Linked DNA regions of Homo sapiens: region 2 is linked to region 1. A link is a loop called in an ENCODE intact Hi-C map of the cell type or tissue named here. Cell type or tissue: ascending aorta. All regions are shown on one strand. Each heading gives the region's core, and the rest is flanking DNA. Links, peaks and the distances in the headings are about the cores only.

Region 1 (8,955 bases), core at 3,906-6,405:
CTTTGCCCTAAGAGAAGGCTCAGTTCCCTTCCCTCACCACTTACCAAGACAACAGGGTTTGGGGAAGGGCCTCTGGGGTGGAGGACCCTCATGGGACAGAAGTGAGCACCCTGCTTTTGGATGATAGGGAGCCACGCCATGCCCATGGCATGAGAAGGGGACAGGTGTCATCAGCAGCTCACCCAGGAGCCCTGCAATCTCATAGGCCTTCTTCTGTTCAATGGTCTCATAGTTGAGGACTTCAAAGAAAATGTCCAGCACCAGGATGTTCTCCCTGCACAGGGATTGGGGGAGGAGACCTAGGTTCAAGTCATATCTCTATCTCTTACTAACCAGGTGACCTTGGCAAGGCAGCCTCTCTGAATCTCAGTTTCCATATCCATAAAATGAGATGCTGATGGAGATACCTGCCTTTTAGGATTAAATGAGATGGCATATATGAAAAAATGTTCTGTACCATATGCAGTATGCATCAAGTATAAAGTGACTCCGGTTACAACAATGAGGATGAAGAAGGAGGAGAAAGGGGTGCTTCCCTGCTTATTCTGGCTTGATCTTCCCTGCATACCCACCCTAGACTCTTTGCTTGCCTTTTGGACCTTCCCCGTGTTATCTCAAGTTCCCCCTGCCTGCCAGCCCCCGCCCCCATCAAACCCCACTCATCCATTCCACAGTCCCAACCCAAGGGCCTTGCTCTACCCAGCCAGAGCCCTTACCCTATGTATTGCTCAGATTTGTTGAACTTCTTGGCCAGGTACTTGGCTGAGGCTTTGCTGGGGATCTTGACCATGGACAGCTCTTTGCCATAGCGGGTCAGGTTGCAAGGCATTTCACACACGCAGTACTCCTGGTCCTTCTCCACCAGGAAGTCTGCACTCAGCCAGGTGAGAGGTCTCAGTTGAGTGGTGCCCTTCTGCCAGCACCTTCCCACATGCACATCCTAGCTCTGCCCAGAGAAACTCTGGGCCCCTTTCTCTTTCCGTGACCTGCCCTTCACCCTGCCTGGATGCTAAACTCTGCCAACATCCTACCTCACCATCCAGCCTGAGGCATGTTTGAGGACTTTACCTGCTGAACCCTGCAGGCCACTGAACCAACGATGTAGATGGAGAGAACTAGGAGAGTGAGGAGAACCCCAGCTGCCCCCTCACAGCTGTGTCTACCATGTGCTAATTCTCACCAAGCCTCCCCATGGATATTTCTTACTCTTATATCTCACTTCCTCAGGACCCTCCAGGGTCAACCAGCTGAGGGGCTGATGAAAGAAGATGAAGGCCATTCCCAGGTGACCTCTGTTCATTTTTCATAGGGGCCTCTGAAGATGCTATTCTCAACTTTATTGATTATTATTATTATTCTCAGACAGGGTCTTGCTCTGTCACCCAGGCTGGAGTGCAGTGGTGCAATCTCGGCTCACTGCAACCTCACCTCCCCGGTTCAAGGAATTCTCCCACCTCAGCCTCCAGAGTAGCTGGGACTAGAGGCACATGCCACCATGCCCACATAATTTTTTTTTAATTTTTCATAGAGTCAGGGTTTCACCATGAAACCAGGCTGGTCTCGAACTCCTGGGCTCAAGCAATTTGCCCACCTCAGCCTCCCAAAGTGCTGGGATTACAGGTGTAAGCCACCATGACTGACCATTCTCAGCTTTAATGTCAGACACAAGAGAGGGTGCAGCCCAGTCCAGGAGTTATGTGAGGCTTCTGGGAGCGTGACCTGAAACTCCTGCGCACGTGGCTGGCAGCACCTTTTCCCTCCCCCAGACTGCCCCAGGCCAGGGGCGCTCACCCAGAGCAGGATCTGCACACTCCTTGTACTGCTCTGGAGTACAGTATGGGGCATCCCCTACAGAGGAGAAAAGACAATGATGCAGGATGGGAATTCAAGGGGTCTGGTGATGGTGGTAGTACCAAAGGCCTAGAAGGTGTAAGCTGGGAGAAGATGGGAAGGGAGGACTGGCAGGCCCCCATGCTGCCCCAGAAGTGACCCACTCCAGGTCCATACCTTCTAGACCCTTCCCACCCATCCCTGGGGGTGCAGGCGGGAACTGAGGTCAGAGAGACATGAGCCAGGTGGGTGTGGGATGGGGTGGGCTGGAACTGGGGTTGGGAGATTGATATGGATGGGGAGCTAGTGAAGGGCAGCAAAGGCCCAGGGACCCCAGGAGTATGCTCGGAGCCCCAGGCCTGACCTGGCATGTGCACCATGCGGCAGTTGCAGTTCTCCACCAGGTAGCGCGTCTCACAGTCGATGCGGCAGGCAGTGATGCTGTAGGAGTCGAAGAAATCCAAATCCGAGTCCATGGTAACAGCTTTGCAGGTGCCCCAGGGTGGGGGCAGGTAGATGAGCTGCTGGGAGAGCCGGGGAGCTGGGGGAGTGCGGGGACTTCTCCCCAAATCAGCTTGATGGACTCCTCTGACAAGATGCAGATCTCTGGAGTTCTGCTCCCCTCTCCCTCTGCAGCCTCCAAAGGTCTCAGAGTTTACAGAGCATTCTTGTTCATTCGATCACTCATGCTTCTGACTAGCCAGATTACCACCCAGGTCCTTGCTCACCTGTCCTTCCCATTACTGATTGCCCACCACTCCATCTGGACCCCTCAATACCCCACCCCAGGACCAGCCTCCCATGGCCCTCTCACCCGCTGCTCCTGGCAGGCCACAAAGGTCTGGAAGCCTGGGGCCACGCCAAAGCCCAGCTGGTCGATGAAAGGAGGTTCATCCTGACTATGGATCTGCACTTTGATGCCTGCTTCGAAGGACGTCTCGTCTAGGGGAATGAGGAGTGTGTGGGTTGGGAGGGCTCCTGACTCCCTAACACCCCTCAGACCTGGGGGCATCCTACCTCTCCTGGAAATAAGCATAGGGTGCACTGGGGCTGGGGTGGGGGAAGTCTATAGGGTCCTAGCCCACCCCCTAGCCTCCTTCTGGGTTTACCAGCTCTGAGCTGCTCCGATGACCCCTGTATCCTACACACTTCTTTTCTTACCTGGCTTCTGCTCTGCATCTTGATGTTTCAAATACTTTCTCCCAGAGTGTCACTGTTTCAGATGCTCTCCATTTCTCCCACTCCCTTTTTCCCTTTTCCCCCATCTCTCTCTGCCCCAAGGCCCCCCGAGACCAGACAGGCAGGCAGCCCGAGAAGAGAGGGAGTTATTTATAGAGTGGCGGCGGCGTTGATGGAAGAGGATGGCTGGTTACCTTGGAGAGTAACTGAACCAGGAAGTGGGAGCCAGAGAGATGTGAGTGTGGAAGTCAGGTAGAGTCAGTGATAGAGATGGTGAGATGCTGGAGGGAGAGGGGAAAGCCCGGGCCCTGCCCAGGTCTCACAGTGAAGCCCAGGAATCCCCTGGCAGAGGCTGGGGCCTAGAGCCATGCAGAGGGGCCCCTGAAGTGGGTGACGTACCAGTCTCCCCCCACACAGGCAGGTACTCGTCCTGCTGGATGTCCAGCATGATTTCCAGCCCATTGCCCGTCCCACCCTTCATGGTCTTCAGCCGCGGCCGCCCATCTCGGCCCGAGTTGAACGTGTAGCACTTTCCATAGCGTGTGAAGACCTGGCGAGGGCAGAGTGGAGAGCCTAAGAGTCCTGCCAGCACCCTCTACTCACCAAGGGCTGTTCCTAGCCACCCCAGCTGTTGGAATCTCAACACCCTTTGGGAATGGTTCCTCCCGTGCAGCCCATTCTCCATTTGCTCCCCTCTCCCACCTGTTTCTCACCCTTTCTTGCCCTCTGTGTGCCCTGGAAAACTGTTCCTGGTAGGGTGCATCGCCTGAGCTCCTTTGCCACCTGCATGGGCTTCTAGTTGGGGTTGACAGTTGGGAGGTATTGGTAATGGCTCAGAAGGCAGGAGGAAAGATTGGGGTATGAATCCTTCCCCAGCCCTCGCCCCTCTGTAGCTCTAGTAGTGCCTTAGGCCCTCCATGATTACAGATCCTGCCAGGGCTCCCTACAGAGCACTGTCTTCTTTTGTGCTTCTTCAGCCTAGAAGTGATAACGATTTCCTAGTACTGCTCACTGCCTCAGTCCCCCTTATTGGTTTCCTTAACCCTGCCCCCAGCTCTGTCAGCAGTCCCTTTGTTAAAGTCTTCAATTAAATCATCAAGTAGCTGTCTTTTTCCTGCCAGGACCCTGACATATACATTTTCATCACCAGGATCCTAACACGGCCCCTCCTTGGGACACTTTCCTCAGGCCCAAGCTCCTGAGGCCCTCCAAGACATATCTTCTCTTCTCCTAGATTTCACTCTGGGAATCTGAAATTCTGCTTTCCCCAAGACCCAAACTCAGTTTTTTTTTTTTGGGATGGAGTCTTGCTCTGTTGCCCAGGCTGGAGTGCAGTGGTGCGATCTCAGCTCACTGCAACTTCCGCCTCCTGGGCTCAAGTGATTCTCCTGCCTCAGCCTCCCAAGTAGCTGGGATTACAAGTGCACAACATCACACCCGGCTAATTTTTGTATTTTTAGTAGAGATGGGGTTTCACCCTGTTGGCCAGGCTGGTCTCAAACTCCTGACCTCAGGTGATCCACCTGCCTCAGCCTCCCAAAGTGTTGGGATTACAGGCATGAGCCACCGTGCCCAGCCAAACTCAGTTTTTTGGTTTCATTCAGCCCCTAGCCCCTTGGGTCCATCATTATTCCATTATCCCATTATCAGCAGAACCTGAAAGTAGACCCAGTTGCCATGCCAAGGACCACACTCAACCAAGCACCAGCACCTCTTCTTCCAGCACTTGGGACTGAGCCCCCAGGGCATGGTGTGTGCGTTAATGCTTTTGCAAAACTAGGAGGGCCTCAGAAGATATCTCAGCCCCAGGGGCTGTCTCCCCAGTCTTCTCCCCACTCCATGCCCCAGTGCAGCCCTGGTCACAGTGCTGATTAAAAAGCTGCAAAGAGAAAAGTAAACCAGTTATCCTTGGCCTTTTCCCCACAGCCTCCTTGAATGTCCCCAAGTTGGGGTGGCTGTGCTTTTACTACTGCTGGATGGTGACAAAGTCCACAAAACAGGTCATAAGGTGAGTCAATACAGCCCAGAGCAGGGGAGAGACAAAAGAGTTTCAGGCCAGACTGGAGCAGCAATGGCAGTAGGTTACTAGGGAATACGGTCTTTGCCCCCTTCCCCCTTCCTAGAACAGCCTCCTCCATTGACCTCCAGAAGAGGAGACATACTGCTCTCCCCACTTTGTGGGTGAGGTCCAGAGATGAGGCAAAGAGAGAACTCCAAGGGCTCCTAGTCCCCAGCCCCATGACCAGGTCTTGCGGCACCCAGCCACAGGCTCCAGGCTGGACATATGCCCATGCCTACACTCCATCCGGAGTTGTATGGGATTAGAGGTGTCTGAGGCCGGCTAGCAGCCCTGTCTTGCGCCGGTTCAGAGGACAGGGCTGCTGTACAGTGGATTGCTGCTGCCACCTGGTGGGCCTGGGTGAGAACTGTCTGCTCTACTCTCGGGCCCAGAGGTAGACACATTCCTATGGCTCCTGGCCTGAGGCCCAGTGGCCCAAACCCCCAGGCCCCTGTATGCCTGCAGTCATCCCATGATGCACGGGTATGATGACACCCCCTGCCCCTACGCTAGGGAGGGGGTGGAGGACTGAGGGATGGGTGTGTGGGGCAGGGAAGGCCTGGCATCTGGGAGCTGGTGGGGCAGGAGAGCAGTCAGGCCAGACAGACCTGGAAGATGAACTTAGGAGAGACAGTGGGGTACCAGGTGGCCCCCCAGCAGGGAAAGCCCTGGACCCCTGGGTGGGGGGCCAAGCAGAAGGACAGTTCCCAGTGAGAGCTTCCCCTAGGAAGAGGGTCCCTGGCCACTTAAAGCTGGGGAGAGGGATATGATTTAGAGACCTGTTATTTACCCTCAGACACACACACACACACACACACACACACACACACACACACACACACAGAGCTGGTGGGGGTGGGGCGTCCATAGGAGGGCACAGGAAGACCAAGTGAAGATGCAATGAAGTCCCTGCTGCAGGAGATGCTGACAAGGGCCATGGTGGGGTGGGGTTGGGGGATATCCCCACCCCTCTACTGTCACCCTTTCACTCCCTTCTCTTGTACCACCAGAGACCAGGCAGCACCCACCCCAGCTTCAGTCCATGGGTGCTAGTCAAAATAGTGAACAACTGGCCAGGCACTGGCGTCCACCAACAGATCAAAGGTTGACCTCACAGATGGAGCAAGGTCCCGGGCCCTGCTGGACCATGAGGAAGTCTTGAGAAGGGCAGGTAAAGCTGGAGGACATGTTGGGAGGCAGCAGCAAAATACCAACTAAGACAGACGTGTTTCAAGATTCTAACAGGAAAAGCAGCACTGGTGTGGACCTGGGAATACCAGCCCAGCTCCAGGCCCCGGACTCCTGGGTGAGCTCTGGCCTGTGTCAGCCAGATGAGGTAGGGGGCAGCACAGTCATCAGCCCCAGCCCCAGCCCCAGCCCCAACCCCAGGAGGTGACAGTCAGGGACAGCCATGGCAGACACTCTTGGGGTACTGTGGCAGGCATGGGGCTCCACTCACCACTGAGAAGTTGTGAGGGCCGCAGGGTCCCCCTTGGTAGGAGCAATAGAGCAGCATGTCCTCCAGCCGGTGGCAGGAGCGATTGTAGAAGCGGTGCAGGTTAAAGGGCTCCCCAGAGAAGGCCTCAGGGCCCGGTGGAGCGAGGGGCACCCCGGGGTCATCACTTTCATCCAGTCCCAGCATGGGGGCCAAATAAAGCAAGTCAGGGTAGCTGAGCTGGGACAGCCGCACAGCATTAGTGTTGCAGAGGGTGACTGCCGGGAAGGCCAGCTCCGTGGTGGCCACTTCGTTTAGAAGGGTCACGTGTGGGTAGCTGAGGTAATAAGCAACGCGGTCCCCTACCTGGCACAGGAAGGCACCCAGTGCCAGGACAAAGGCCACCGCCCACAGCACCTGCCTTGGCCCTGGACCCCCCTCCACAAAAATGTGGTTGGTGCCATGGAGGGTGCAGCTGTTGGCAAAGGCCACCAAGTCCATGGGTGAATGCCCCTCACTGGCCTCCTTCCTCACTGCCTCCTTTTCCTTCTCTTCTTCCTCCTCTTCCGATTCTGAGATGTCCTGCTGCTGCTGATGGTGGTGGGGACCCCAAATATCTCCCAAGGGCCCTGGGGCTTCCTCTCCAGAGGAGAATGACATGGAGCAGAAGATCTGGATGGGCATTTTCTCCAGGGGCTTCCTGGTGCCAGGGATTTGCAGGAGGAAGGGGGAAGGTGCCAGAGGGGAAGGCGATGTGACTCCAGGCAGAGTCCGGCAGAGCCAGCCACCCAGCCCGTCAGCCAGGTATCTCAGCCCAGCTGGCCGTCCTTCCTCACCAGGGCCTCTGTGGCAGTGTGGCTGGGGCGGGGCATGGGAGGAGGACCAGCCTGCCCTGCCAGGGAGGGCGGGTGTCTGGGCTGATGAATAATTGATGGCAGTGGGAAAGGGAGGCTGATGGAGAGCAGGGGGCTGGAGCCCCTTTCCTGTCACCAGCTCCGGCAGCACAGAGAGGGTTTAGGACAGAGTGGAAACCCTGGAAAAGCCTAGGGCTGGGATTCCTGGAACCCACCCCTCCCAGGTGAGACGGGACCTAGCACCATCCTTTGCACCCACTGCCATGATGATCACAGCGACCACAGTCCCTACCCCCCCAGGACACACACAACACACACTCATGCTCTCTGTCATCCTCCAATCTGTTCCTCAGCATATCCCTCAGTGTCCCCATCCCAATTCTGGGTCCTCTCCCTTATTCTCCCTCGTCCAGTTATTCCTCTGGGATACCTGAGCCCCTCCGTGCCCCACCACCAGGTACTCTCTCAGACCTCCAATTCCAGTCCCCGACCCTGTTTCTCTTCCCCTCCCTCCCTGGCCCCAGCTCTATTTCAGGACAGCATTACCAGCCCTCGTCCTACCCACCTATGCTGAGATGTATTTTGGTTCCTTTCCTCTCCCCTACCCCTCCTGTGGCTTGTGGGCCAGCCCAGGTTCCATTAGCAGCAGTCTCTCACTGACCACAGACTCATTTCTGACCAGTTCCCGGCACTAGGGGGAGGGACCCTGTCTCCTGCAGTGGGAAAGCTTCCTGGCAGATCACCACTACCCTTTTTGGCCTGCCCCCCGCCCCCCGAACAGTTTAGTTTGTTCGAGGAATTCTCTGGTGGGTGGAAGAAATTGAGATCAGTGCTGGGGGTGGGGCAGGGGGACCTGGGTCAGGTAGAGAGTATTGGGAACCAACTTGGGGTTCCCACCAAAACCCTCAGCCTTGCAGACTCCCGGCCTCAGTCTCTGAGGCTCCCCTACCGCTAATTTACCATTCCCTGCCCCCAGGCCCCTGGCCCCTCTGTGTGTTCTGATTACTCAGGGCCACTGGTTGAGGAACTTGAGCCATCAGCCAAGTCTCCAGGGCCAAGAAGGTGACCCGAGGGGAGGAGGGGAAGCGGGGGAGGGAGGTATAGCAGATTAATGCTTTCTCTGCAGGGCCAGAGGAGGAGCAGTGGGGCTAGACCGGGGCTAGGTGGGTCTGCTTGGGCCTCCCCATTCCTTAAGCATCCCCTAGCCCCAGGCCATGTTCCCCTTCCTCCTCCTCTCTTCTCCCTCCCTGCTCCCACCATCTTCCCTTCTCCATTTGCAGAGACCCTAGAGTGTGTTGGGGATGTGAGGCAGGGTGTCAGGTTCTAGCAGAACTGAGTGATGTGGAACCTTTGGCCTCAGCTTTGCTGCCAGGGACAAAGAGGCCTCAGAAGCAGAGTCTTGAGCTCTAGCCCCTCTCCATCCTTCTGCCACTGCCCTCAGACTGGCCTAAACAACAGCCACTGTCCTCCTCTTTCTGCCACTGCCCTCCTCTTTTGCCTAAACAACAGCCTCTCAACTGGTCTCCCTGCCTCCCTGCAGTTTCTCCCCACCTTTAGTTCGAGTTGTGTGACTCTGACCATTCTTCTGCTTAAAGACC
Region 2 (8,955 bases), core at 4,266-6,765, 560 kb before region 1:
ACCAACAATCTCCACAGTCAGCTGACTAGTATCTGATCCACAGCATACGCTTTCTAATACTTGGGATAATCAAAAAGCAATGGTGCAAAACAGCAGGGACTACAGATCACAGCTGGGTTTTAACAGGTGAAGCTCAAAATTTTATAGTACTAAATGAGCTCACAAAAAACTTTTTTACATTTGATTGGCTTGGATATAGAATATTGAAAATCACCTTTTTGGATCCTTAATAATCCTTTATTACATGCTATAAAAACAAAGAAAAAGGAAGGTTAAAAAAACAAAACGCACACACACACTCACACACACACACACACAGAAACTCCCAGAAGGCCAGGGATGAAAGCTGTGACGGCTAAAAACCCTTCTGGACAGGTTGGAACATGCTGCTGCTGAACCTGGGCTCCAGCCTGAAAAGGCAACACTAGGTGGCTGGAAAATGAGGCTCAGGTGATTGGCAACAAAGGGGTGCACCTGAATGCTTTGCTACTTCCAGCCCTCCCTTTCTCTGATCCATTCCTTAACTAGTAACCACGATGTGTTGTTGTTTTTTTTTGAGACAGAGTCTCGCTCAGTCGCCCAGGCTGGAGTGCAGTGGCACGATCTCGGCTCACTGCAAGCTCTGCCTCCCAGGTTCACGCCATTCTCCTGCCTCAGCCTCCCGAGGAGCTGGGACTACAGGCGCCTGCCACCACATCCAGCTAAATTTTTTTGTATTTTTAATAGAGATGGGGTTTCACTGTGTTAGCCAGGATGGTCTCGAACTCCTGACCTCAAGTGATCCACCTACCTTGGCCTCCCAAAGTGCTAGGATTACAGGTGTGAGCCACCACCCTGGCCTACTAGTAAATACTTCTATTCCCTTCTTTCTGCAAAATATCTGTTTAGCTCTTATATATGGAAGGCCCTGTGCCAGGCACTGCAGTCTACAGCTGGAGTGAGCTACTGGAACAAATACAAATCTGATGATGTTACTGCTCTGCTGAAAATCCTTCAGTGACATTCAAGATCCCACAAGATCTGGTCTCTGGTAATCTTTCTAGCCTCATCTCCCACCTCTTTCTGACCCTTGCATTCTAAGTTCTGAACACTATTTCCCTGGCTAACTCTTGTTTGTCTGCCATGACTCAGCTTGGATGTCTTTGTTCTCTGAGCAAGCCTCTCCTATCACTCAAGACCAGTTTAGGTATAAAATTACAACCTCTATTTTTTTTTTCCCGACTGAACATTTCTCATCCTTTTCTCCTTCTGTGTGTGAAAATATGTATCTAGTAAAATCAGCTCACAAAATAGCTGATGTAGCTCTTCAACTGTGTCCTTTTCTCATTTTCTCTAAAGCAGTTTTTGAGAGGATGTGATATAGACTGTGTTTTTCAGTTCAAGAAAATGTTAAGGCAACCTTGGTCAGTACAAAGAAGACAAAAATCTGAAGAAAATAAATAATATCCCCATTAGTCTTTTTGCTTAATTCTGCCACTTCTTAAAACAAGAAATGTGCTGCAGAGACTACTCTTGGTGCAGCGGACAGGAAGTGGGCATGGGAAGGGCCTGCTGCACCACACGTGCTCTAGGGATCTACCAGTCGTTCCTCTGCTTATCAAAGCCACACACCTGGTACTGGCCGCCAGGTGGTCCCAAGCACAGTACAAGCAGGAGCATGCTCCCGCTGCCATGCAGGCACACCTTGCTCCTTCCCTTCCTGTGGGTACTTCTTGGGTTAGAAGAAATAACTAATTTGAAATTTCATTGTGAGTTTTCTTTCAGCTCCATCAATTAAGAGAGACTAGTTATGCAACAACTCTGGCAAACACAGAAGGGCCTGCCTCTTCCAATAGAATCCACTGAGGTCTCCTAGTACCACCCACAAGACCCAACCCTTCACTTTCTTATTTACTTATTTATTCACATGGCCTTTGTGCTTGTATGCTTGTCTGGTTCTCTTCTTAAACTGTTACATTCCTTAAGGGCAGAAACAGTCTTTATTTTTTTTGAGATGCAGTCTCACTGTTGCCCAGGCTGGAGTGCAGTGGTGGGATCTCAGCTCACTGCAACCTCCACCTCCCAGGTTCAAGTGATTCTCCTGTCTCAGCCTCCTGAGTAGCTGGGATTACAGGTGCCCACCACCATGCCCAGCTAATTTTTGTATTTTTAGTACAGACGAGGTTTCACCATGTTGGCCTGGCTGGTCTCAAACTCCTGACCTCAAGTGATCTGCCCGCCTCAGCCTCCCAAAGTGCTGGGGTTACAGGCGTGAGCCACATCGCCCAGCCGGAAACAGTCTTATGTGCTGTTCCATTTCCAGCAAATTATTGAGTACCTACTATACCTGATACATAGTAGGGTACAAAATAAATGATTGGTGAATGAGTTAATATAAAACTGTTGGTGCCTCATAGGGAAAAAAAAGACAAGTATTAGAAGCTCTCAGGATACACAGTTCATACTACTGTTAGGAAAACGATTCAGCTGGCCATTCTGCAGCTTCTCCTCACCTGATCGATATCGTTCATCCCTGGCTCCCCCAGATCGAGTTCGGTGGTACTTAGAGGGAGCAGAAGTTTGAGCTGCAGATGGAGCAGGTGTCTGGTTTCTAAGTTCTTTCTGTACTGCTGAATCAGTTTCTAAAAAAGGAAGTTTAAAAGATGGTTATCCAGTAACAGTAATAGCTAACATTTTCTAAAGCACTTTAAGCATTCTCACAATACTCTGAGCTAGGTACTATTACCCCATCTACAGTAAAGGGTTAGAGTTTCAATATAAATACATAAATATGATGCAAAGACATCCAAACTAAAAAATATCATCTTAGAGCCTTAAATGTCAACAGGTTGATAGGAGAGGAATAGCAAGAAGACAAATGTAAATTAAAAGGCCATTCCAGAGACTCCAAGGAGAGGCAGTACTGATGGGGAGTTGACTGCATATGATCCCCAATCCTAAACAGTGAGACAACGAATAGCTTGGGGAGCCTTAGCTACCATACCGTCAGTCACTCCAGATAAACATAATACAAGCAAAAACAGGGTGATTATGCAGCACAGCTTCAAGTCAAGTCTATTAGCCCCTCTTCCAACTGGACTCATCACTGACCCTACCCTGTCCCCATACTCTCCCCTCCCAAAATGTACTGTCTTATCAAGAATATGGGGATGGGGTAAATAAACAGAAAAACACTAAGTTCTGATGTTTTCCTGCCTTTTTATCTCAAATGATTAATTCCAAATCTGTTTCTTAAAAAAAATTACAATAAAAAAACTTAACGAGATGTACGTTAACAAAATTTTGAGTGTAAAATACAGTAGTATTAATATCTTATTAGTATTAATAAGGCACGATGTTATAAAGCAGAACTTACTAATCTTGCATAACTGAAACTTTATACCTGCAGAACAGCAATGCCTCATTTCCTGCTCCCTATATGCCCTGGCAACCACCATTCTACTCTCTGCTTTTATGAGCTTGACTCTCTTAGATGTCCCATATAAGTGGAATCATGCAGTATTTGTTCTTCTGTGACTGCTTTATTTTCCTCAGCATAATGTCCTCCAGGTTCATCCATGTTGTCACATATTGCAGGATTTCCTTAAGGCTTAAGTTTCTGAAATAGCACCCGGTTATGCCCAGCAAGGCAGCTTACACATAGCAAATTAAATGCCTAATATATTAAGATGTCACCTACACAGCAAATGTACTGCTCCAGATCCCAGCTGAGAATCAGCCTATAAAGCAAAAAAATTAAGGAAAAAAAAAAAAGACTCAAAGCAGCGGTCTGGGGAGTACAAGCAACAGTGCCACACAGCCCAGTAAAGACTGATAGCATCAGAGTATTACAGGAACTGAGATTCATAATGACAATGTTATATCATTTAAAAAGAAAAAAAAAAGCAGGTAGCATGCTGGAAAGGCCATGTGTTGAGGCTCTAGTCAATAGTTCCGGCTGAGCCCAGCCATCCACCTGCCCTGTCAAGGCATCAAACATGTGAATGAGCCATCTTGGACTGTCCAGAGCAGCCCATCTACTAGGTGAGGGGGAAGACAACCACTGAATGACCTCAGTTGGCAACCATATAGAGCAAAATAATCACCAAAATTAGCCCTGCCCAAATTCACGCCTGTAGTCTCAGCTACTTGGGGAGGCTGAGGCAGGAGAATCACTTGAACCTGGAGGCAGAGGTTGCAGTGAGCCAAGATCGTGCCACTGCACTCCAGCCTGAGTGACAGAGCAAGACTCTGTCTCAAAAAAAAAAAAAAAAATTGTGGAGACTTATTCCCACCTTGGCTCACTTGCAAGGGCAGTGATTTATCACGAATGGGGGCAGAAAACAACATACAGGTTGAACACCCCAAATACCCAAATCCGAAACTTTTTGAGCTCCTGTCTAATGCTCACAGGAATGTTCCTTGAAACATTTCTAATTGCCAATTTTCAGATTTCAGATGGTCAACTGGTATATAATGTAAATATTCCAAAAAAAAAAAATCTGAAACACTTCTAGTCCCAAGCATTTCAGATAAGGGCTACTCAACCCATACCTCAGGCCTCATCAAAAAGAGGTGGGAAGGAGTATGGGGGCATGGGAGGACAGCAGGACATTATTTAACAGCATATGTAATGTCAGCTGGGCAGGCAAGATGCTGCCTCAAGGTGAATCATTCCCTGACCATGGTTTCACACTCCAACTAGATCTCAGAAATTACCTGGGGTGCTAAAATACAGATTCCTGTGTTTTGAATAAGATATACACAGTTTCACTGCCATGGTAAAGAAAAGCTAAAAGCAAAGATGAAACTTAACTACATGTATCAACATAATGAGATACTATATGCCATTACAAATGAAAAATATGTAGACTATGCAGATACTTCAGTCCAAATAAAGTAATGCCAAGTGATAAAAGAACACAAAATATTATGTACACAATATAATTATAACTGTATGTAAAAACTATTTATATACAATTATAAGGGTCAGGTGGGACATAAAAATCCCAAAGGTATTTGGATTGAGGTACTCTATTTCTTTACAATTTCATTGTTCTGCTTATAGGATGAATTACGCATAAAACCAAATTCTAAAAGACAATACAAATACGTGCTGGAATGGAAGCTGCCAGACTCACAAATTAAGTCTTCTTTATGACTTCTAAATTCTAGCACAAAATAAAACAGAGATCCGAAGAAAAAGACAACTTGCTGATTATTACAAAGCAAGAGCTTCAGTTCGGGGGTTTCTGATCTTTCAGTCTGTTATGCAGAATATCCACTAGAGGTCACCATTATGTTTAAATAGTGATGATGTTAAAAGGTTTAGTAACAATAAAAAGTACACATTTTAGGTTCAAAAACATAAAGCCTTCCTTCTCAATGATCAATATGTATGTAAGTTATTGTTCCTTGGCAGAAAAATACATCAGAGTCTAATATGTTTCTATTGTTTGAATATGGTAAGGATGATAATCTGAAAAAAATGGTATTTAGTAGCAAAAAACTACACATTTCCACTCAGGAAGATGGAAGGAAGCCACCAGCCTCCACATGTTATCTTTTAATTCTGCTTATGATTTAACAGATATTCTCACCTGCAAGAGTAACAGAGTGAAACAGGATGGGCTCTGAGAACCAAGGAACCTAATAGTTCAACTTCTGGGAGGTGAACAGAGCAGACATGCCTACTGTTCTTGGTGCTAGTGTCCAGAGAAGAAACACATTAAACAAGTGGTCACCATATGTATACCTTTGACCTTGTGATACATGCTAAGGAGGAAAAGAACAAGGGTCTCCCAGCCCACATAATAAGGATTTAACTTGTATTAGAGTTTCAGGGAAGATGAATGTCTGCTGAAAGGAGACAGTGATGCAAAACTTAACTAGGCAGAGAGAAGGAAAAGCCACTTTATTCAAAAGCATGGTGTTTGTAGAAGCCCAGTGAGGGAGAAAAGCCTTGGCAAGTCTAAGACCAGTGAGGCTAAAGATACAGCAAAAGGGTAGAGTGTTACAAAATGAGACTGGACTAGAAAAGTGGCATCAGGTCACTTGTCCTAAGCCGAGTGGGCAGCCTTTGAAGGGATTTACAGGAAATGACAGAATATCAATGATAATAATATTTCCATGGCTCTTGCCTATTACCATCTCATTATGTCTTCACAACAGCACCATGTGATAGATACTATTAATGAAGCAGGATGCCCGTTACAGATTTTTCCACAGTGAGAGGGAACCAATAATCACCTTGAATCATTATAGGGCCCTCACTCCCACCCCATCCAAGAAGGCTCAATCAATCTAGCCTCTTGATTGAGAGGCTAGAGCAGCTGTGAGTAATTGAGGACAGTCTTCCTTTGAAGGGTCGGTGATTAACCTCACCGCCTAGAGAAGGCAAGAGAGGAACGAGAGTGCTAGTGTCTGGAGTCTGGAAAAGGGGCCACCTGCCTGTTTTCCAGGGGTAGACTCTGTAAGGAGAGCGGGTTGGGAGCTCCAGGTCTGTAAAGTGGTAGGTGTCTGAACAGATCCTGACCCAGAGCTTCCTTGGCCACTTGACATCAGGAAAATGACAGTGCATGAGGCTAAAAGAGCCAACACCAGGAGCTCTGCTCCGGGAGTCCAAGTAGAGTACCTGGCTCCTCCTCCATGATGCATCAGAGTAGCCGATGCAGGGAACAGGCTCAGCATTACTGGCTGGTCACACAGTGAGGACCAGTTATTCAGCAGCACCCTGTGAGATGATGGAAAGCAAACAGCAGACTGTGGGGATCTTTCCCCTTTGGGTGTGAAAGCTGGATCTACTACCTCTCCTTTTGCACTGCCTATATAATCCCTGAGGGTTCTCAGACAATTTAGGAGGAAAAAGAAGCCCCAAGAGGAAAATACTGGACTTCCTTCTGATGAGATATACGGGGGCAGATATAATTGCAATGTGTGCTCCAATTCATAGTGATTCCAATACCATCCAAACCAAACAAATGAAAGCAGAATGGGGATTGGAAAAAAGATTCTATGTTCTTTCCATTATGCTATGAGCCTCATTTGGGAAGGAACTTTTAAATCAAAATGAGACACATAAAACAAAATAGATTCCACTCCTCAAACCCTATGCATACATACATACACAGAGGCACATTGCCTACCGAGTATTTACAATTGGAAATGTTCTGTGGCATTCCAAAATGCTGTTCCTGATTTCAAAAACTGGTTTTAAGTTCACGTCCCTTTGAATTTCCACGCTACTTTGTTTAGAGCTCTCTTACAGTACTTATTCTACTCTCTTTTATGATCCTCATTTGTGTAACTGTCATCTCTCCTGCTATAGTGTAAATAACTTGAGGTCAGAGGCTGGTCTTAAGCATCTTGTATCTCCTATAGTAACTGGTCCTTGGTCTTTCATATTGCAAGCATTTAGTATTTTAATTAAAATAAATAATTAAGATCTTGTCTGTCTCCTCACCTCCACCAATAATAGTAGTTGCTCGGAAAAAATAAACACAAAAATGTTGAGATAGCCATTTAAAGTTTACCTAAAAATCCTGCTTATTTGTGTATCTCCAATTCATATAAGTTGTATGCAAAAATGTGTGCCTCTCATTATCTTCATATACTTACACAAGGACATTAAGGAAAATAGGGTTACAGACTACTCCAGGAGGCATTATTAGAGGCTTGAGAGAGAGAATAAAACACAAGGGTTTTCCTTTGTTTCATTTTAACTTGGTCACACTCGCACCCTTGAACAACTTCAAAGGCAGGACTGAACCTAGAAGAACTGCGATGAAAGGAGCACGAAGCAGCTGCCAAGTGCAGTGTACTTATAGGAACTGGAACACCGGGGACTGCCACTCAGCACAGCAAGCAGCAATCACAAAAGGAAGCCACGTTTGGGAAAAACCTTTGGGTGACCAGAACTTCTTATCAAGGCAAGCTAAAGAACATCAACAAATATTAATAACTATCTTCATAAACTTATTATTTATCCCTAAAAAATAAGTAGGCAGGAATCTGGGGGAAAAACAATGCAGAAACATATAGGTCAAGAAAGAAAATGTGAAAGGTAAGATCTTATTCTGAAGCAGGAGATAAACACAATTCACTTCAAAAATGAAGTGAAAGACGAAGTAAGTCACAGGATGAAGAAAATCAAACACACAAACGTCACAAATAATCTCAAATACAGTAAGACAAAACAGAATGAGCAGTATCCTGCCTCTCCTTTTCTTTCTGCTCATTTCTGTTGTTATAAATCTTGTAGTACTATTTAAAATAGATGTACCAACTTCATTTAAAAATTAAAGAAATGCTAGAATATCATTTGAGAATTGATATACTCTGCACAGCCTCTTGAGGTTTTAGTAGGTCTATATTAAAAGATCTATTGAGGGTGGAAACAAGTTGCCAGGATCAATCTACAAGAGACCACTCTATAATGTGTAGAGTGCCCTGCTTCTTGTATTACCTAACACTTTTATCTTCATAGATGTTTACTCAAGAAAATGCCAGAAATTCTAAATGCTCTTTCTTTTTAGTTGTGCAAACATTTATAGAACATCTACTATATATCAGGCACTAATGCTAGAAACTGGGGACATGAAGAATAAAAAAAAATAAAAAATAATGTTCCTCCAGTAGGTGAATAAGACACACAAACAGGCCACAATCTATGGGATGGCCAAAGACAGCTCTTTTAAAATGCAACTCAGATAATGGAAGTGGGGACTATTTATAGGGCTGGTCAAGGAGGGCCTCTCCAGGACTTCCCTAATTGAACAAACCCCTAAGTAGAGTGACGGAGCAAGCCAGGTAGGTTCTGGGCAGTGTCTTGTCCCATGCTGTCTCCTTGGTGTCGAAACAGTATTTGGAACACAGTAGGCACTCAGTAAATACATACTGTCCTTAGATTTGTCAGTAACCCCTGTAAGTTTAGAATGAACTCTTTTTCTATTAAAGCTAGCTGGAATTATCAGTTAC

Evidence for each region. Hi-C counts contacts between places; a loop is a spot of excess contacts. Peaks named below come from ENCODE experiments on the same cell type or tissue, not always from the same donor. Only the 100,000 strongest peaks of a DNase experiment are listed, where the experiment ranks them.
Region 2: it touches region 1 in a loop (5-fold over the local background); 4 of 110 quality-filtered maps call a loop at or near these places.

The regions. Positions count from the first base shown.
Region 1 is chr12:50,071,817-50,080,771 of GRCh38, reverse strand. It overlaps ASIC1 (acid sensing ion channel subunit 1), which reads right to left. Exons shown (of 12, transcript NM_001095.4): 4 at 3,409-3,559; 5 at 2,645-2,772; 6 at 2,195-2,351; 7 at 1,792-1,848; 8 at 717-870; 9 at 183-274. Among named protein-coding and RNA genes, the nearest start is that of SMARCD1, 9.0 kb to the left of the region's middle. RefSeq lists enhancers at 5,134-5,183, 5,314-5,413, 5,434-5,703. In ascending aorta, for the core only: a CTCF peak has its summit at 5,419 (motif pointing left); a DNase peak (open chromatin) is centred at 5,421.
Region 2 is chr12:50,634,390-50,643,344 of GRCh38, reverse strand. DIP2B (disco interacting protein 2 homolog B) reads right to left here. Exons shown (of 38, transcript NM_173602.3): 3 at 2,493-2,621. Among named protein-coding and RNA genes, the nearest start is that of ATF1, 130 kb to the left of the region's middle. RefSeq lists an enhancer at 2,614-2,663. In ascending aorta, for the core only: a CTCF peak has its summit at 5,249 (motif pointing right); no DNase peak of the experiment used is centred there.